Linked DNA regions of Mus musculus: region 1 is linked to region 2. Evidence: chromatin loops called from intact Hi-C (ENCODE). Cell type or tissue: left cerebral cortex. All regions are shown on one strand. Each heading gives the region's core, and the rest is flanking DNA. Links, peaks and the distances in the headings are about the cores only. Region 1 has its middle 21 kb from the start of Gm32249. Region 2 has its middle 12 kb from the start of Gm32502.

Region 1 (2,910 bases), core at 116-2,615, 120 kb after region 2:
GATGTCCCCCAAATACTGAATATTTTAGTAGATCAAATTTGAAAAATGGTCTCTCTGCATTCCTCTTGAACTAAGTCTCAAGACAGCACCGAGAGGAGTCCTCCCTATGACTTTGGAAGAGACCATCCTTGTTCCCAAGAGAGACATGGGGAATGGGTTAAACTAGCCTGCCGCCTCCCCAATATACCAGCTTTGCTTCTCCTGCCCTCAGTTTCCCCCAGTACCCACCCTCACCCTGTCCTGTGGGGTGTGGAAGACTTTGCACTGCCACTAACCTATCACACACACACACACACACACACACACACACACCTGCACACCTGTTTCCTAGGGTCTTTGTTAGGTCTCTCATCCCGGGTGTCAAGAAAGAAGCTCAAGCCGGACAACAGAAGGATTTCTGGCAGGTTGGTAGAGGCCAGCAGTCCTCAATCATTGCCTTGCCTCCAGCAGAAGGGAAATGACTCTCCATTGATAAGAACACCTATAGCACTTATCAGCACATCAAAGCCCATCCTGCCTCCAGGCTCCCTCAGTCTCTACTACTCACTAGTACTTGTTAGACACCTCAAAGCCTTCCTAATGGCTTACTGTCTCTCCTCACCTCCCCAGGCTTCCTATCTCCCAGATACCCACTCACTCTCCACGTAATGGCATAATGGCAATGTTGTCCCCAACCTCCCTCTCCTGCTCCTCCATCTCTCTATTCCTCATCCTCTGCTCTCGAGCCCTGGCCATATCCAAACCGTTTCTCTTTCTCTCTTCTCTGGACAATTCCAGATGCCTCTGGATAATTTCCCTCCCTTATTCACAACCAAAACATTTAATGGAGTGGCCCACGCGAGCAGTTTCTTTACTGCACCCCCCTTGCATACAGTCTTCATTCTCTATAAGGTTCTACTGTTCCATAAAACGTTTACATTTTTTGCATGATTTTTTTTTCTTGTTAATCTGTCTTTTGTTACAGAAATCCAGGCAAGAACTCAAAAGGGTTAAAGTTGGGTGAGGGAGAGTCCCTTGCTTACAAAATCAACTTTTCCACTCCTGGTCTGAGTTGTTCTAGGTCAGTGCAGCTGAAATGCCGGATAGTTAGCACAGGACCGTTTGGAAGTCTGGTAGCCTGCAACAAGCCAACTTATTTACAAGCATTTTACTGCACTAGGATCAAGAAAGGAGAGTAAGCCTGGCCTGGAGGCTCACACTGAACGACTTCAGCACTTGGAAGTTGACGTTGGAAGATTGCTGTGAATTTGAAGCCAGTCTGGCGGGCTACATGAGTTTCAGGCCAGCATGGGCCACACTGTGAGACCCAGTCTCAAAAAAAGAAGGAAGAGAAGAGCCAAGGGGGAGCGGGACCAGAGAAGTTTACAAGCATAGGGACTGCATCTCACCCAAGCATCCTTTCTCTGACAGCACTTCCTGATGGGAAGGTTAAGGGGAGAAGCAATAATCCCAGGGCTGATAGCGCCTGTGATGCGCTGTTACAAACCACCTGAAGTGGCAGGTTAGGAGCCGCCTCTTCTGCTTGGCCTCTAGCGCCCTCTACAGGAGCTTGGCAAGAACTGGCCGCAGGGACCTCGGACAAAATCTGACTCCGCTCAGTTTGAGATTGAGGAAGGGCATTTTACCACAACTGTGGGAAAGTCCCTGGGCTAACTGAAACAAGTTGGTCATCTCGCTAAATAAAGCTGAACCTAAGCTATATACAGGGATCGGACAGGGACCCGTGCGACCCTACCTTCATCTTTACGGTTGAAATGAGAACAGAGAATGAAAATGGGAACTTTCTGACTCAGTCAGTGGGACAGAACGCTGTGTCAGCCGTGGCAGCCCAGGCTGGGCAGAGAGGCTGGTAACTTTAAGTTTCCTTTGGGCCGTTAATCATTGGTCTTTCACTCATTCAACATTATTCAGTATCTGCCAAGAGCCTTACTTGGCTCAGATGAGGTCCAGTGTGATATGGTCCCCGTGCTTTGTCAAGTGGAAGAGCAATTTGAGCATAGGACAGGACCCAGGTGGCTACAGGACCTCCGAGTTGCACACTGGAGCACCAGGGCCAGCTCCCAGGGTAGCCTCTCCCAGTCCAGTGCCCTCTGCTTTGCACTGGAAAAGATTGATTCGGAGTCAGAACAACTTTGAAAGCCCGGAGGCCTGGGTGGAGTGGGGGGTAGGGATAAATCATATAAAAGTGTGTTTTTATACATTCCAGTGTCAGTGTTTGGGAAAGACTGTTCTGTGGCCTAGTTGTATTGAGAATAAGGGTATGTGACATGGATTGTAGATGAGACTGGCTGGGAAGGACACATCATGGTGGCTTTCTCTTACTTCCTTTGGGCTTGGGCTTGGGCTTGGTTAGGGTTTGGAGTCTCAGGACTGGAAGAGGAGCAGGAGGTCACAGTGGTTAGAAGAGGTGCCAGACGTTCTGCTGGACAAAGATCAAGTGCAGGGGCCATTTGTCATTCTTTCGGGGCTAAAGAAAAGCATACTGCCCAGGGTCCCTTCCCACTCACGCTCAAAGACAAGCCCTGGACCCCTGGGCAGGATGACTGCTCCAAGGGTGGGATTCAGTCTGGGCTGAGAACCAGAGCTCTTCCCAGTCTCCTCCCCTCCACTTCTCCCCTCTTGTTCCAGCTTAGCCCTGTCCCATCTCCTTCTCTCTGTTTTCTAAGAGAGAAGGGCCCAGTTCTAAGAACTCTCCGCCAGCCATCCCTCCGAGGGACAGTCATCCTCCTCCTGCCTTCTCTGCCTCACAGGACCACACAGGTGAGAGCCACCCAAGGTTTCTCATTTCTTTCTTCGGTCTTCACGATTCTCCTCGGAGCTGGGCCCAAGGCTCCTGCTGCTCAGAGCTTTCCCCTTTCCCTGGCTCTGCAACACTGATAGCAAATCCTGACTTGCATACAACGGAAGGCA
Region 2 (2,910 bases), core at 252-2,751:
GTGTCCCTGCAGGCTTTACGTTACGGTCTTCATTGAAACGATCCGAGTGAGGTTAGAATAAAACTTGGTTCAGATCAACTTAGTCAGCTGTCCATGGTTCAAACTCCAGAGTGTGACACCAGGTCATTTATTTCAGCCACATTTAAAAACAGCACAATTTGGGGGGGGGGGGGAGGTTTCCTGATAACAATTAACTCACGTCTGTGAGTACAGCAGGACTTAAGACATGTTTACACTGAAATTCTTGACAAAGTACATCTGGCTTTTTTCACAAGGATGGGTACTGTTGACTCAGAGAGAGTGAACAAGATGTTGGGTCTAGGAAAAATGACTAAGGTAAACACAGAGGCTCTGGATGTCAGGATTGGCCTGGCCCTAAGATGACATGGAGGGCAAGTGGCCTCTCTCAGATGGATGGGTTTTAAGGCCTAGAATCAATGCCCAGGAATTGGGATGAAAGGGTCTGGGATAAGGAAAACGTAAATTCTGGAGGGATACGGATCGATCCAGGCTCAACAGATAGGAAAGGATCGCCAGGCTGTAAAGTATATTCTCTCCCAGCGTTCTGGGAGAGCAGGTAAACACATTCTTCCTTTGAAGAGAAAAGCCTGGTGCTGAACTTTTCCTGGCTTCTCCAGTGCTTGTCTGTGTGCACAGGGACTTCTTTGGTTCTCTACAGAAGGTGAAAACCAACACCCCAGGTTGTCCTCCAATCTCCATATGCACTGTGAGCATTGGAACTCACACATGTCACTGCACAATACTAATTACACACACAGAGACACATATATACTCACAAAGGTAAGTCTTCAAGACATGAAAGTACAAGAAAACCAGCAGGGAAGGAAAGGGAGAAAGAATAAGAGTTGAGACTTGAGACAGAAGATAGAATGCAGGTAAATGAGATAAATGAGAGAGGAAGGGGGGCATGGAAATGCCATTTTGAAATGCACTATTTTGAGTGATTAATAAACACTAACTAAAATCGTTTTGTCACAGCTGGAGAGATGACCTAGAGTTAAGAACACTGGCTGCTCTTCCAGAGATCCTGAGTTCAATTCCCAGCAACCACCTGGTGGCTCACAACCATCTAAAGTGAGCTCTTGTGCCTTCTTGTGGCCTGCAGGCATACATGCAGGCAAATGCTGTATACATCATAAATAAATCAAAAAAAAAAAAAAAAAAAAAGTCTTAGCTATAGTTTGGTGCCACCTGCTGTCCAAAAAGTATAATTACATTAACCCACCTCTCAAAGGCTAGGTGAAGAACCTGAAGAATGGAAGCCCAGAAACTGTTGCTGTGGGTCTAATTCCTACAGTGCCCTAAGACATGAAGGGGTTTCACTACTCTTGTCCTGTGTGGCCAGTGGACATGCTGAACTCCTCAGTGTGTGAACTATCAGCAGAGCTATGCGCAAGCCATAACAGGATCCCTAAAAGATGAGGCCAGGCTGCACAGGAACAAATAATTCATGGACTGAGAGTGACCAGACAGCTTTGCCCGCTGCCTCACACCCAGATGAGTCTTATCAAAGCAAGCAAGTTTAAGTAAGAAATGACGTTTTCGATATCAGACAAGCCCTATTTGTTTAATAGTGGTAAATACTCATTTATCAAGAGTGTAGAGAAAAGACACCAATGCCTTACCAGATGGAGGGTGAGCTGGCAAAACCATCCGAAAAATAATACAGCATCAGACACCAAGTAGTGCTTCCATGAAGCCAAAGAGTCTCCTTCTAGGAATCTGTCTTTACAATAATCAATTATTAATACCTGTCTATTCTTGCCAGCTGCTTATCAGAGGGAAACCTCAGACACAATAAAACATCCATCAACCAGAGTAAGTAAGTGCAGTCAGAAGGCACCAGCCAGACTATTAGGGACCATAACATAACATAACACAGCCATTAAAAATGCCCAAGCTTGCCAGGCAGTGGTGGCACACGCCTTTAATCCCAGAACTCAGGAGGCAAAGCTAGGTGGATCTCTGAATTCAAGGCTAGCCTGGTCTACAGAGTGAGTTCCAGGACAGCCAGGGCTGTTATACAAGAAACCCTGTCTGAAAACAAACTAAGTAACTAACTAACTGGAAGTTCCTTCATTGACCTGAAACGATATTAGTCATTCACTGTAAAACGAAAAACAGACACCCAGTATGACCCAGCTTTGTAAGAAAACAATTGCATACATGTTACACACATGTGCATGAAAAAGCAAAAACAATACACTCTGACATCTTCCCAGTGTTGGGCATTTTGAGGGAGTGAAAACACAAGGAACAGAATGGGCCAGCAAACAAAGGCTCCTGCCAGCAAGCTTGACAAGCTAGGTTCGATTCCCAGGAGCCATATGGTGGGAAGAGAAAACTGGCTGTCACACACACACACACACACACACACACACACACACACACACACTTGATAAATAAGCAAACTTATTTACCAGAGAAAAATACATTTTTATTCAGAGAAAAATACAAGAACAATCAAGTAATAATTAATTTGGTTAAAATAGCTATAAGAGAGTTGGAAAGATGGTTCAGTGGTTAAGAGCACTGATTGCTCTTTCAGAGGTCCTGAGTTCAATTCCCAGCAACCATTTGGTGGCTCACAACCATCTGTAAATGGGATCCGATGCCCTCTTCTGGTGTGTCTGAAGACAGCTACAGTGTACTCACGTAAATAAAATAAATAACTAAATCTTTTAAAAAGACAGCTGTAAGAACAATAAAAATGAAAATTACGTGAGTGAGGAGAAACTGAGTTGTCCTGTGAGACTTTGACTCAAAAGGGGCATTGAGATGCTCAGAAGGTAAGGGCTCTCGCCACCAAGCCTGGCCAAGCCTGATAACCTGAGTCCATGCCCATAACTCCCACATGTTGTTCTCTTACACACACACACACACACACAC

The links. Peaks named below come from ENCODE experiments on the same cell type or tissue, not always from the same donor. Only the 100,000 strongest peaks of a DNase experiment are listed, where the experiment ranks them.
Region 1: a loop joins it to region 2, with 4 times the contacts of the local background. A loop is called at or near these places in 14 of 42 quality-filtered maps.

The regions. Positions count from the first base shown.
Region 1 is chr11:99,188,102-99,191,011 of GRCm38, reverse strand. No RefSeq gene overlaps it. Among named protein-coding and RNA genes, the nearest start is that of Gm32249, 21 kb to the right of the region's middle. In left cerebral cortex, for the core only: a CTCF peak has its summit at 1,536 (motif pointing left); a DNase peak (open chromatin) is centred at 1,546.
Region 2 is chr11:99,309,315-99,312,224 of GRCm38, reverse strand. No RefSeq gene overlaps it. Among named protein-coding and RNA genes, the nearest start is that of Gm32502, 12 kb to the left of the region's middle. In left cerebral cortex, for the core only: CTCF peaks have their summits at 1,013, 1,220 (motif pointing left) and 2,630 (motif pointing left); a DNase peak (open chromatin) is centred at 1,256.